2 separate regions of the Mus musculus genome follow, and region 1 is linked to region 2. The links are chromatin contacts, found by POLR2A ChIA-PET in ENCODE. All regions are on one chromosome and are shown on one strand. The core of a region is the stretch at or near the end of the contact, and the rest is flanking DNA. Distances in the headings are between cores, read along the strand shown. Region 1 holds the start of Wbscr25 (Williams Beuren syndrome chromosome region 25 (human)). Region 2 holds the start of Cldn4 (claudin 4).

Region 1 (7,603 bases), core at 66-2,565, 54 kb before region 2:
GAGGTCAGAAGACAACTTGAGGGAGTCTGTTCTCTGTCTCTATGTGGGTTCCAGGAATTGAACTCACATCAATAAACTTGGCAGCAAGTGCCTTTATCCACTGAGCCATCTCACCAGTCCACAGAGTGAAAGGGTTCATAGTTCTGTTGGGAAAAGGTAGTGTTGTTAAAGAGTTTCTGACCAGTCAACCTTCTGTCTAGCCAGCTCACCCCAGCCTGGCACACGACCTTTGACCACATGCCCAAAAGCCAAATAGCCCAGATCTGGTGTCAGGAGTGGCGTTGAGGACATACATAGTCCTGGCCCTCAAAGCATTGTGGTCACATGGCTCGCTCAAGGCTGAGCCTGGCAAGCTGAAAAACCTGTTGGTTTGAAGGTCCCAAGTGAACATTCCAGAGAAAGTTGTGGGCGGGGCAAAGAAGGGGGTCAAGCTCCGTGGCAGGACTCTGGGGGTGGCATGTTGGGGAAAGGTCATTCCAGAGCTGCCCACCCTTTCCCAGCTTGTGGGCCAAACCAGGGAGTTTGCATTGGTTGGCTTCGCAACTCAGATGGGCTACTGAGCCAGAGCTCCTAGACCCCGGGATTATACTGAGATGAGCCTAATCCTTATTTCCTTTTTCTTTCTTTCTTTCTTTCTTTCTTTCTTTCTTTCTTTCTTTCTTTCTTTCTTTCTTTCTTTCTTCCTTCCTTCCTTCCTTCCTTCCTTCCTTCCTTCCTTCCTTCTTTTTTCTTTTCTTTTCTTTTCTTTTCTTTTCTTTCTTTTTAAAAATATTTTGACTTATTGTGTGTCTGTATATGTGTAGCCGGCAGTGTGGAGTCAGAGGACAAGTGGGGATCAGTTCTCTCCTTCCGTGTAGGTCCCAAGGACCGAATTCAAGGCATCCGCTGAACCATCTCTCTCAGTCCATTCTTATTTTACACTGAAGGAAACAAAGAAATGGAGAAAGGCGGAAGTTACCCAGCTCCAGTCACTAGTGTGGCTCAGGTTGGATTCCTTCCCAGATTTCATTTAGGGCCCTCTAGACCCAAAGAAGTGTGGTGTGTGTGTGTGTGTGTGTGTGTGTGTGTGTGGTATGCGTGTGCATGGCAGGCTGGGAGGTAGAGACACTGCACCCTGGCGGCGACCGGGAGTCGAACGGGTTAAGGCTGGAGGCAGCGAGTGTCTTCCTAACCGCACCTGGCTCAGTATCGGTCACGTGGCCAGGGTTTCACCTGCCCTGCTGGGCAGGGACAATCAGGCCGCTTGTTCCCTAAGCCGGTCGCCATGGTGACAGGAGTGTGCCTGGGGAGGTCACAGGGGCAAATTCCTGCCTGCTGGTCCGGGTGTGGCAGGGGCATCAGCTGGATTGTAGCTTGTTTAGGAGATTCCCGAGGGCCCCTGGAGGTTCCCGCTGGGGCTCAGCCTCCCAGGGGCCCCCCCAGTGTGGCTTCCCACCTTGCCACCTGAAGTCCTGTTTCTCCATCTGCCTGGTGTCTTCCCAAATTTTGAACCTAAGCGGATTAATCTGTTGATGCTTTCCGTATACATTGGCAGGCATGGCACCCCAGGCGCAACAACTCCAGATGGAAGACATACTATTACCCCTCAAAAAAATTCTACAAAAAAAACAGATGAGGAACAAAAGGAAACAACTTCAAAGGAAGGAGGCAGCCATGACACGCCAGCCATTCCAGGCCAGGCACAGCTCATCAGCCACAGCGGGCCAGGCACACTACCGCAGGCGCGGTACAGCAGCCAAACCACGCCAGGCTCAGCACGGTAGTCACAGCTTGTCAACTACATCACGCCAGTCACAGCACACCCGGCACATCACGCCCAGCACAACACACCAGGCACAACACACCGGACACACCAAGCCAGGCAAACCGTACCAGGCACAGCATACCAGGCAATCCAAGCCAGGCGAAGCACGCCAGAGACACCACACCAGGCAAACCACACCAGCCACACCACGCCAGTCACACCATGCCAGGCACAGCACCTCAGGCACAGCAAACCAGAGACACCATAGCAGGCCCAGCACTTCAAGCACAGCACACCAGGCACATCAAGCCAGGCACAGCATGCCAAGCTTGCCACACAAGGCACAGGACACCAAACACAACACACCAGGCACAACACACAAGCCACAGCATGCCAGGCACAGAATGCCAGGCTTGCCACACAAGGCACAGGACACCAAACACAACACACCAGGCACAACACACAAGCCACAGCACACCCGGCACCACTCAACAGGCACAGCGCAGCTGGCACGGCGCACCAGACACAACCAGCCAAGTCCACGCTGCGTCTACACTTGCTTTAAGGTAGTAGCAATCTGCTCTGCTTGGGAAAAGCCTTTCTGAAGGTTATAATCCTATCTTCTCTGCCTGCAAGCTCGAGCCTTTGTTAATTGAGGATCTACTGTATGCAAAGGTCCGAGGTGCAAGAATCCTTGCCAGTTCTGCTCCAGATGGAGCAAATACCAATACTTAAAAAAAAAAAAAAAAAAAAAAAAACAAAACTTCAAAGCATAGAAGCGGACCCAATCCTGGATCTTCTAAGATGGCATATCTGAAAGAGACGGTTGAGTGAAAGACCTGGAGGCTGAGGTGAGAAGGATTTGACTACATGAGTGGGGTTGCGGTGGAAGAGAATGTTCTAATTGCTTCTCGGCCTTTTGGCTAAGATCAAGTGGAGAATGTTCTAGAAGCCAGAACACCATGTACAATGGTGAAACCATCTAATTATTTTTGAGATTTCCATACATGCCTTAGGCTGACTTAAACTCTTTGGGGTTTTTTGTTTGTTTAGATTTGTTTTGTTTGTTTGAGACAGGGTTTCTCTGTGTAGCCCAAGCTGTCCTGGAACTCACTTTGTAGACCAGGCTGGCCTTGAACTCAGAGTTTCTCCTGCCTCTTGAGTGCTGGGATTAAAGGCATAGGACACCAAGCCAGAGCTGGGCATGGTGGCACACGCCTTTAATACCAGCACTCGAGGGGGGGGGCCGGGGTGGCAGAGGCAGGCAGATTTCTGAGTTTGAGGCCAGCCAGGTCTACAGAATGAGTTCCAGGACAGCCAGGGCTACACAGAGAAACCCTGTCTCAAAAAAAAAAAAAAAAAAAAAAAAAAAAAAAAAAAAAAGACGCCAAGCCAGGTTGTCTCAGAAAACAAACAAACAAAATAGGCAGGAACAGTTTATTTTGACTCAGGATTTAAGGGTTCATCTCGACAGGAAAAGCATGGCCACAGGAGCTGGTTCCACTGTCAGGATCCACAGTCAGGAAGCAGAGAGAGATGGATGCTGGTAACCAGCTCACTGTCTCCTTGTCTCCTGGGGTCTGCAAGACCCCAGCCCATGAGATGGTACCATCCACATTCAGGGTGGATTCAGGGTGGTCCAACTGGGTTAAAACTCTGGAAACATCTTCGCAGACACAACGTGTCTCCAAGATGATGCCAACCCACAATGCATTGCACTCATCAGCAACAGTCCTCTCCTAGGCCCTTAAAAGTTTATGCCTGCCTCCATATGTAAAACACGCTTAGCTCATCTCCATCAGTCTGCGCCACCTCAGACCCTTGTTAAAGACAGGCTCACAAATAGCCAAGATTGACCTTGAACTCGCTATGCAGCCTAGCATGATCTTGGACTCTGGATCCTCAACCTCTCTAATGCTGGGATTACAGGCATGTGGTCTGGAACTGTTTGTTTGTTCGTTTGTTTGTTTGTTTGCTGTATTTATTTTGTTTTTATGTGTATGGGTGTTTTGCTTACATGTGTGTATGTGTGAGCCTGGTACCCATGGACATCAAAAGGAGACATTGCAAGCTACCATGTGGGTGCTGGGAGTTGAACTCAGCTCCTCCTGCTAGCCCTTGATCCTCCTCTGTTTTCTGAGTGTTGGGATTACAAATGTGCAGACCCTGTCCGGCTTTTAAAGTCATTCTAGAGGAGCCAGGGATTGATTCTCCGGGTAAAGTGTTGGTGTTTGAAGTATGAGGGCCTGGGTTCAAGTCCCTATCACCCACGTAAAATCAGGGCGCTGTGGAGCACCTCTCTAAATCCAGTCCTGGGAAGGAAGCCAGAGACAGGCAGACATCAGGATCCAATTGGCCGGCTGGCCAGCCAGCCAGGATAGCAGAATTGATGCATTCCAGGTTCATTGAAAAAAAAATGAATGCTGCCTCACCAAATAAGGTGGCTCAGAGGCTAAGGGCACTTGCTGCTTTTCTAGAGGAGAGAGAGAAAGAGATTACAAACTAAAACTAAGAATTAGGTGGCTAGCAATTGAGGAAGCTGTCTGGCATTGACCTCCGACTTCCACATACAACATCCACACATACACACACACACACACACACACACACACACACACACACACACACTCTCATACACTCACACACATAGAGGCCACTTACACACACTCACACACACTCTCACACACTCTCACACACTCTCATACACTCACATACAAACAGAGGCCATTAGAGTTATTTCCCCCTTCTTCATGCCTCCTTCTCCAACCCACTCCTCCTAGCTCCGTTGATTTTATATGTCCCCCATGGCTCTGACTGTTCCCTGTCTGCTTGCCTGGAGTCATTTCTCTGCAGTTATCAGCACCATCTGTCCCATACTCAGAACATATTTCTCTGGTGGTCTGTTCTGTTCCGTCCCACACTGGGCTGTATTTTCTGCCCTCTGGCTCTGTGCTCATGGCCCTCGGGGCTCGTGGGACTGCTCTTGGAGCAGAAAGTTGGCTTTGTGTTCCCAAAGCTGAAGCCCTTTGGGGGAAAGACAGACAGACAAGAATCAAGGGACCTGTGAGATTTGTTAGACTCTCCAAACGCTTAGCCATTCCCAAACTAGTCTCCCCCCCACCTCTTATCCTTTTTGATTTGTTTTGAAAGCTTTTGTTTGTTTGTTTGTTTGTTTGTTTTCCTCTTTAGGGTTTCCCAGACAGGGTCTCTCTGTGTAGCTCCGGCTGTCCAGGAATTCAGTCTGTAGACCAGGCTGGCCTCGAACTCAGAGATCCACCTCTCTCTGTTTCCTGCCGAGTACTGGGATTAAGGCGTATGCCACCACAGTCAGGCCGTTTATAAAATTCTTTAAAATTATTTTTATGTGTTATTCTCCCCTGCCCCGTGTGTGTGTGTGTGTGTGTGTGTGTGTGTGTGTGTGTGAATGGATTCTCTTGTGTATTTATATGGGTTCCGGGGATTGAACTCAGGTTGTTCGGCTTGTAGGACAAGTGCCCTTAAGCACTGAGGCCTCTATCTCACCAGCCCTCTGCTGATGGTTTTTTGAGATGGGATCTCATGTAGCCCAGGTTAACCTTAAACTTACACTATGTAGTCAAAGATGACTTTGAAGGAGGGACTTTGAAGCCAAGGATGACTCTGATCCTCTTGCTCTGCCTTCTAAATGCTGGGGTTATGGCTTGCACCACCATGCCCAGCTGTTAGTTTTTTGTTCTTTGGTTTTTAGTTTTTAGAGACAGGGTCTTGCTGCACAGCCCTGGCTAGCCTGGGACTCCATACATACATACATACATACATACATACATACATACATACATACTGCATACATACGTGTATGGATAGATAGATAGGTAGATAGATGATAGATAAGACTAGCCTTATCCTTTTAGGGATCCTCCCACCTCTGCTTCCTGGAGGGTAGGCATAAACCTCCATCATGCTGCTTAGTCCCCTTGACCTCGTTGAATTTGAGGTCCACACTGGGGAGGACTGAAGTCACACTGTTTGTAGCTGCCTCTGCAGAATGAAGCATCCAGGGGCTCTTCACGAAGAATTACAGAAAAGGTCATCACACACCTAAGCCTGTGGACTGTCATTTGTAAGTGCTGCGGCGCCCTGAGCACGTATTGTTCCCTTCACTGATGTCTTCTAAGTCAACAAGACGCTGATCATTCATTTGACAAATATTTACTAAGTGCCTGCTAAGTTCAAACATGGCCTTCATTTTACTTCGTTTATTTTCTTTTGCAGGACTGGGGATTGAACCTGGGTCTCAAGACATGCCGGGCAAATACTGTAACGGCTGAGCCCCTCCCTGGGAATTGGGAACCAGCTAGCTAGACTACTGAATGGTGACCTCAGGTCTTTGTTTTTAAGTTCATTGTTGTTCTTGTTGTTTCTCTGTCATGGAACTTCCTCTGTATGCCAGGCTGGCCTCAGAGGATCTGTGAGACTCTCTGGAGGGCTGGGATCAAAGGCATTTGTCACTACCACCCAATTTAAACATTTTCTTTGAGACAGGGTCTCACAAAGTTCTCCAGACGGGCATTGAACTCACTCTGGTCTGTGTGGATCAGGTTGGCCTTAAACTGCCAATCCTCCTGCCTTAGCCTCCCAAGTACCTAGGCTATAGTTTTATGCCACTAATGTTGGCCATTATTTTATTTTACTTTATTTTATTATTTAATAATAATGGGAATGGCCGCAGGGGCTGTCACACGTGGCAAGGCAAGTCCTCTACCACTGGGCTACATCTCCAGTACACAGGTGTGACTTTCAGAGCTTGGTCTGCACCAATGGCAAGACCCCGTTTCTTATGGAACATAGAAATCCAAGCCTGGGGCTGGGGAGATGGCTCAGTGGGTAAGTGACTGGCAGCCATGGTGGAGAGCCAGAGCCTGCCGTGAAAGAGAGCAGGAAAGCGTGGGGTGTGGGTGCACATGCAGGCAAGGCAGCCATGTGCTTAGAAATAAAACCAGGGCCAGGGGACGACTCAGCAGGTAAAGGTGCTTGCTGCTAAGCCTGAGGACTTGAGTTCAATCCCTGGAACCCACAGAGTAGAAGCATGAAATCAGTTCCGTAAGTTGTCCCCTACCTCCATGTGAGTGCTGTGTCATGTATATGCCCTTCAACACACACACACTCAATGAAAAAATTATTTCAAATATGGGTTCTGTATTTATGCCATTTCCTCCCCTCTTTCCTCCCTTAACCCCTCATGTCCCATCCCTAACCCCAATTCCTCCCAAATCAAATTCATGACTCCCCTCTATGTGTGTGTGTATGATGTATATGTGTGCATGTGTATGTATATGATATATATGTATATGTATATAATTTCTGATTTATATGATATATATGTGTATATATGATGTATATGTATATGATGTATATGATGTTTGAGGTGTATTTGTATATATATGTATATGATGTATAAGTATATATGTGATGTATATGATTTTTGAGATATATGTGTATGCATATGTAATAACACACATATAAATATATAAATACAAGCTGCTGAAGTTTAGTGTTTGGCATCTACCTGCTTATTGTTGCATATGTGTTTAGGGCTAAGCACTTGGTATTGAATAACCAGTGAGGGGCACAACCCCGGAGAAGACTAGAACACTAAGTCTTCCTCCCTCAGAAGATGTTGCTTGCTTGTACCTCTTTAACTAGGAATGTTTTTCATGTATTCCGTGGCATGTTGGCCTGTCGGTGTCAACTGACTTTGTCACTGTTTAGGTCTGCTTTAGGCAGACATTTTGCTGTGGTACAAGGGGCGGGCGGGATCCAGAGCTTGATTAATGTACAAGTACTGTGGCATCTAGGCTTGTACTCAGTTCTTCACTGGAG
Region 2 (6,791 bases), core at 1,064-3,563:
CCAGTCGGTGTTACATAGAGTTCCAGGCTAGCTTAGATACACGAAGATGCTGTTTTAAGAAACAAAACAAAGCCGGGGATAGTGGTGGTGCTTGCCTTTAATCCGGGAGGCAGAGGCAGGCAGATCTTTGAGTTTAAGGTCAGCCTGGTCTACAGAGTGAGTTTCAGGATAGCCAGGGCTACACAGAGAAACCCTGTCTCAAAAACCACAAAACAAACAAACAAACCCAAACCAAGAGCAACAACCACTAAGCCAGAGACTAAGCTGGACTTGGCGCTGTGCACACCAGGAATCGAGCACCTGGGAAGTGGAAGCAGGGCCGGGAACAGAAACTTAAGGTTGGAGTTGGAAATGAGGTTCGGTTGGGTAGCGTGCTGGCCCTGCATCCACAAAGCTCTGGGTTCCATGCCTAGCACCATATGTGGCTTGTAATCCTAGCATTTGGGAAGTGGAGGTTTGGATGTTCAAGGTCATCCTTAGCTACCTCGGGAGTCTGAGTCAGTATAGGAAACCCTGTCTCGAAAGAAAGAAAGAAAGAGAGAGAGAGAGAGAGAGAGAGAGAGAGAGAGAGAGAGAGAGAGAGAGAAAGAAGCAAAGAAAGAAAGAAAGAAAGAAAGAAAGAAAGAAAGAAAGAAAAAGGAAGGAAGGAAGAAAGAGAGAGAGAGAGAGAAAGAGAGAGAGAAAGAAAGGCAGACTAGCCAAGGACAGTCAGGGGTGATCCCAGATGGGGCTATGATTACAGGAACTACATCAATGACCCCCTTCTCCTAGTTCCCCTCTGCCCCTCCTGTGCACCTGTGGTTCTCCTTATCTGTATTTTCCCAGGTGCCTTTGGGATACATGTGGTCCCTTCTCAGCCTGCTCTCTCTTGGATGGACATGTTCATCTCTGTCCTTTGTACCAGGTGGGGTGGGAGCGGGGCAGGGGGTGAGGGAGCACAGGAGACTGTCTTTCCCTCGGCTACCCCTCCCCCACCCCCCCAAGGCCAGTGTCTGGTCAAACTAGATTCCTTGTCTTGTGAAACATCTCTCTGACCCGGGTCTCCTTGCTGTCCCCTCCCTGCAGGAGATGTCCTCTTTGACCCAGTGCCCACTGCATTGCCCAATCACCCTGAGAGGGTTTGTGTCTCTTCGTACTGGTGTCCCTAGCATAATCTCAAAATACATTGACTCCTAGAAGTCCTCTGGAATTGTGGCTGGAAGCACACCATCTCTCTTCATCTCCCTGCAGACAGACCTCTGGTGGAGGGCCCCCTTTCTCTTCGATGTCACCAAGGACTTTGTGCCCAGGCTGGCTTTATGGGAACGGCTCCTGTGTCTCAGAAGAATAAACATCCTGTCTCTGGGGCCTGGCTGGGTTTTGAATTTGTCTCCATCCAGTTCTCACCAAGCAAGGCTCAGCCCTAGGAAGGAAGAGAGGACAGGATTCTGTCACGACCCCACCACCCCCAATTTTAAATTGTGTTTATTTATTGATGACATTTGTGCATCAGAGGACATGTGTGTCTCCTGTCACAGAGGTCCCAGGTCCTTGGGGCTTGGAAGCAAGCAGCTCTACCCACTGAACCATCCCACCAGCCTTTCTGCCTTTCCCTGTTTCTTGTTCTGGACCAAAGTGCCTCGCCTCTACACCCTGAGGCACTATGGCTGGGTGGGGAAATCACATTAGGACAGCAGGTGATCTGGCTCCCGCTGTCCCCACCCCAGGTCCTCATTTCCCCACACCAACTTCCTCTGGCCAACAGTAGGAAAGTTGCTGTTGAGGCAAAGTACAGATGTTGTCCCATTAATGACAATAATAGCCATGATGGTGGTGATAAAGTTGATTTGGTAAAAGCAACACTAATTAAGACAGGGGTTCTCTTGGACACCCCTAGACACTAGGTTCAGATTCTCCAGTAAAGGGTCTTCATTCTCTTGTCTCACGGGAGCCTGGAATGAGTCTTGGGGACCTTCCCACGGGAGCCCGGAATGAGTCTTGGGGACCTTCCCTATAGGCTCTGAACCCTGGGGAGGCTTGCTTCTCAGTCTAAGTTGTCCCCACCCGGTGAGCATCCAGGTGCTCTAGGCTGGTGACTCAGTGTCTGTGTCCCAGCTGACCTCAGCGTGAGCCTGGGGGCTGGGGGAGATGATAGTTTCTTGTGATACTGGCGGGTGACTCAGGGGCCCAGGACAGGGGCCTCTGAACGCCTTTGTTGGCCCAAGCTCAGGAATCCAGAGAAACTGGTCCCGAGGGAGGCCTCCGGGACTGAAACCCCTCCCTCTGCCTCCGCCCCTCCTCTAGGAGCTTTAACTGCAGCACCTGTGGCCGCCCTTTCTTGTTGCAGGTGCAGGCAGGAAAGAGCTGCAGTGTTCGCGCTTGGTAGCTGGTGCATCGGACTCAGCTGGCTTTGTGTCCCTGAGGCTCACCGAAAAAAACTTTCTCAGCCCTCTGACTCCAGAGAGAGAGAGAGAGAGGTACTTTTTGTGGTCACCGACTTTGACCCCTGCAGAGGCTGAGCGATGGCGTCTATGGGACTACAGGTCCTGGGAATCTCCTTGGCAGTCCTGGGCTGGCTGGGGATCATCCTGAGTTGTGCGCTCCCCATGTGGCGGGTGACCGCCTTCATCGGCAGCAACATCGTCACGGCACAGACCAGCTGGGAGGGCCTCTGGATGAACTGCGTGGTGCAGAGCACAGGTCAGATGCAGTGCAAGATGTACGACTCGATGCTCGCCCTGCCGCAGGACCTGCAGGCCGCCCGAGCCCTTATGGTCATCAGCATCATCGTGGGTGCTCTGGGGATGCTTCTCTCAGTGGTAGGGGGCAAGTGCACCAACTGCATGGAGGACGAGACCGTCAAGGCCAAGATCATGATCACCGCCGGAGCCGTGTTCATCGTGGCAAGCATGCTGATTATGGTGCCCGTGTCCTGGACCGCTCACAACGTCATCCGCGACTTCTACAACCCTATGGTGGCTTCCGGGCAGAAGAGGGAAATGGGGGCCTCGCTTTACGTCGGCTGGGCGGCCTCCGGGCTGCTGCTCCTGGGAGGAGGCCTCCTCTGCTGCAGTTGCCCACCTCGTAGCAACGACAAGCCCTACTCGGCCAAGTACTCCGCCGCCCGCTCTGTCCCCGCCAGCAACTATGTGTAAGGTGGGCCACTCTGTCCACATTGCCTTTGTTATCTTTTTTTCGGATTGAGCTCATAACAGCCTGTGGCCCCTCACATTCTCCAGGACCTGCCCTGCTATGGGCCACTAACTGCTTGCTGGGGACAGGCAAACCCGGACTGTGCAAAGTTACTAGCCCGTAGCTCTTGGGCTGCTCCACATGGCTCCTTACGGCCGGCAAGAATGGATGTAAAAATATCTTGCTGCTTACATCCAAATTGCTGGTGGATATGGGGCTGAAGGCAGAAGCAGCTGGGAAGGGCAGTAGAGGCGCAAGCTGGGTCCTGCTGGCCGGGGTAGCTCAGCTGTGACTTTGGACTCTGGAGTGGATGTCCTCATGTTAGCAAACGTCCACTGTCCTTTCTCTATCCCCCTCACTCAGCCTACACGTTACTCCAGCGCTACTCTTGCCATTACGCCCCGTGTTTCCGAGCACAGCTGGTCCTACCCCAAGTCATGGTGTGCTGAGTGACTGACTGAGGGGCCATTGAGAGCCGGTGGGCTCTGCCATGGAACCCTTCCGTTGATTAGCAATGACTGTGCTTGACCCACCCACCTACCCTACTAATGAATTTCTGTAGAGTGGATGGACGGGTTTGAGGGAAGAAGGGTGGAGGTGGATTAAACTGGTTTGGGGAGGGCTGGGGACCTAGAAGCAGCCCAGTGTGTCCCCACCCCTTTTCCGCACTGTCTTGCTAATGTTCTGATCACTGTGCGCCCCCTCCCTCTTCAGAAGGACCCTGGGCCTCTTGAGTTGGCCCCTCTGAGTTCCCTCCCTTTGCCCATTTCAAGGACACCGGCCAGTCTGCGGAAGGAAGGTACGGGGGGGGGGGGGGGGGGTGATGGCATTGTACCAGGGAGTCTCCTGGACTCCCCTGCCTTCTCTGTGGTTTCTTGTTTTGTAATTTAAGGTCTGTTCACAGCTGTAATTATTATTATTTTCTACAATAAATGGCACCTGCATACAGGAAAGGTTTGGGCTGTTCTCTATCTGTGGATGGGACTGGGCTGGAGGGGCGGCTAAGGGTTCACAGGAGACCTTGATGTTCTAATAAGATGAAGTGGTGGAGCTGTTGGTGGAGAGTGTGCCTGGCACGCCAGAGGCCCCGTGTCCCACACTCATCCCCAAATGAAGGTCACCCCCCACCCCCCACCCCCACACACACTAAGCTGTAGGTTCAAGGCTAGCCTGGTCTACAGGAAGCCCTGTCTCAGAAAGTGATTCAGGAGTTCTCACTGTAAAAATGAGAACTTCCTCTATCCTGGAGGACCATGGGCTTTGAGACCTTTATTTGCTTTTTTTTTTTTAGATACAGTATAAAGCCCAGACTAACATCAAACTCAATGCAATTCTCCTGCCTCAGTTTTGATGAGATTACCATGATGACAATCTCTTCATTTGTTAGAGGGGAAACCCTGTATCTAGGGCCCAGTGTATGCCCAGGACTGGGGGTGGGGGTGGGGTGGGGTGGGGCTGGGGGACTCTGGGAGGGACAACAGATGACAGGAACAACAAGGGCTAATTCCCCTGCCTCTTCCTTTCTGGCCTTCCTTTCTCTGAGCAAACAGGCTGGCCTGCTTATCTTCCACAGGCCACGTTATAGCAGTCACCTTCTCTAAGGAATGTCCTTTTCCCACTCTTGAAGCCTTGCTGGTCTTACAGGTCCGGGCTGTGGCCTCTTCCCTAGGGAGTCCTCCCACAGCCCTGGAATGCTCAAGGTCCTGAGAGTCCTTAAACCCACACCTGCACCCTCACAGGGCAGCCTGGGCCACACCCTGACTTTCCTATCCACTCCTTCGGGGGATAGGATCATTGTTTTGATATAAGATCTTAATATAGCCCAGGCTAGCCCCCAGGTAGCTAAAGACGACGACCTTGAACTCCTGATCATCCTGCTTCCATTTCCCCAGTGTTGGGATTAGAGATGTGAACCACCATGCCTGTTTTATGTGTTGCTGAGGAGGAAGGGTTTGTTGCTACTAGGACAGGATCCCTACTCTGTTGAAACAGGGTCTTGTATCCTGGCTGAACTCAAACCTGATCCATCACAAAGGATGGTTTTGAGTTTTCTCCTTCTCCTTTCTCCCCCTCTCAGGTGCTCTGATTATGGGCAGGGACACCACAGATTTATTCAGAGCTGGGATGGGACTCAAGTACACCAGCTTTCTAGCTCTGAGCTCCATCCACACAGAACCCTTCCCTGTTCATGCGCAACTGTGGCTCAGCTCCAGAACTGAGACCAGAAGACAACTTTGTGGAGGTGACTCTCCCCTCCCACCTTTATGTGGGGTTGGGGGGGGGGACTCACACCACTGCACTTTTACGCAGCTCACTTTTTACCGGCTCAGCCCTCTCGTCACCCCACTTACCACTTCTTGATTTTGTGGGGATAGCCAAGTTCTCATGAAGGTATCAGATTGTTTTCAAGTCCGGAGAGTGGGCTTGTGATAGGATCCCAGCACTCAGGAGGTAGAGATGGGAGGATCACGAGTTCAAGACCATCTTTCATTACATAGTCAGTTTGAGGCCAGGCTGGGCTACCTGAGACTGTCATAACAGACCCAAGCTGTTCTATTTTCTCTTTATAGTTCATTTTTTTACTCCCTGTGGTCCTTGGGGATCAAATCCAGGGGTTCCCATGTTAGACAAGGGCTCTATTGTTGAGCAGCCCCAATCTCCTCTGAGTTAAACATTGAAAAACCAGGTGGCTGTGAGGCAGGAAGAGACTTCTGTGAGTTCAAGGCCAGCCTGGTCTACATAGTGAGTTCTAGGTCTACCAGAGCTACATAGTTTAACCCTTTTTAAAACCAACCAAGCCTAACAAAACAAAACAAACAACACTGTCCTTTCGCCAAGGTGCGGGGATGTACCTTCCTGAGTGGGGGGCTAGCCTAGCGTACCAAGGGCCCTCTGTTCAAGTCCCTGCACTGCCTAATAGTAAGCAACACAGGCACACAGGCCAGTAAGTAGTCCTAGATGCTTCAGAGGAGGCTGCAGAAGGATCAGGGCTTGAGGCTCCTGCTAGGCCTTACCCAGTTAGAGGCCCATCAGGCCTCCCTCTGACCCTGTATCAGAGTAACAAAAAAGATGAATCAGAATAACAAAAGAGACATTACATCATTTTCCTTTTTTGGGTCTGTGCGATGGCTCAGTGGGTAACTGCTGCCAAGTCTGATGACCTAAATTGCATTCCTGGACTCAAATGGTTCTGCAAGTTGTCCTCTGACCTCTGTAAGCAGGTATTCCACGACACATGAACACACACACACACACACACACACATACCCCAGGTCTGGTGAAGCATGCCTTTAGTCACAGCCCTGGGGAGGCAGAGGCAGGTGGGTCTCTGTGAGTTCGAGGCCAGCCTGGTCTACAAAACTAGTCTTAGACAGCCAGGGCTGGCTACACTGAAAAACCCTGGGGACAGGGGAGAAATATATAAATGTAAAAAAAAGATGAAGAAAATCAAACTTTTTTTTTTATTATTGTTAATCTATTTTTAGCCCCTGTGCTAGGGATGGACTCCAGGGCTTCTTGGCAGGGCTTCCGTACTACCGCTAACACATACCCTCAGCCCCTCACTGGGGGATCCCAAAGTGCTCTACATCTCTAGATCTTTCAAATTATTTATTTATTTA

What was found. ChIA-PET counts read pairs that join two places held with the same protein, here RNA polymerase II (POLR2A).
Region 1: POLR2A ChIA-PET joins it to region 2 with 26 read pairs in embryonic stem cell. The contact joins the promoter of Wbscr25 here to the promoter of Cldn4 in region 2. POLR2A ChIA-PET finds 5 or more read pairs at or near these places in 4 of 5 experiments (Patski and embryonic stem cell).

The regions. Positions count from the first base shown.
Region 1 is chr5:134,995,062-135,002,664 of GRCm38, reverse strand. Wbscr25 (Williams Beuren syndrome chromosome region 25 (human)) reads left to right here and starts at 1,315. Exons shown (of 5, transcript NR_026907.1): 1 at 1,315-2,595; 2 at 5,996-6,106. LOC115490310 (a small nuclear RNA gene) reads left to right here and starts at 2,648; the gene lies at 2,648-2,830.
Region 2 is chr5:134,942,456-134,949,246 of GRCm38, reverse strand. It overlaps Cldn4 (claudin 4), which reads left to right and starts at 2,313. Exons shown (of 1, transcript NM_009903.2): 1 at 2,313-4,124. The coding sequence starts at 2,502. The coding sequence ends at 3,134. It overlaps Mettl27 (methyltransferase like 27), which reads right to left. Exons shown (of 6, transcript NM_024479.2): 6 at 6,610-6,791.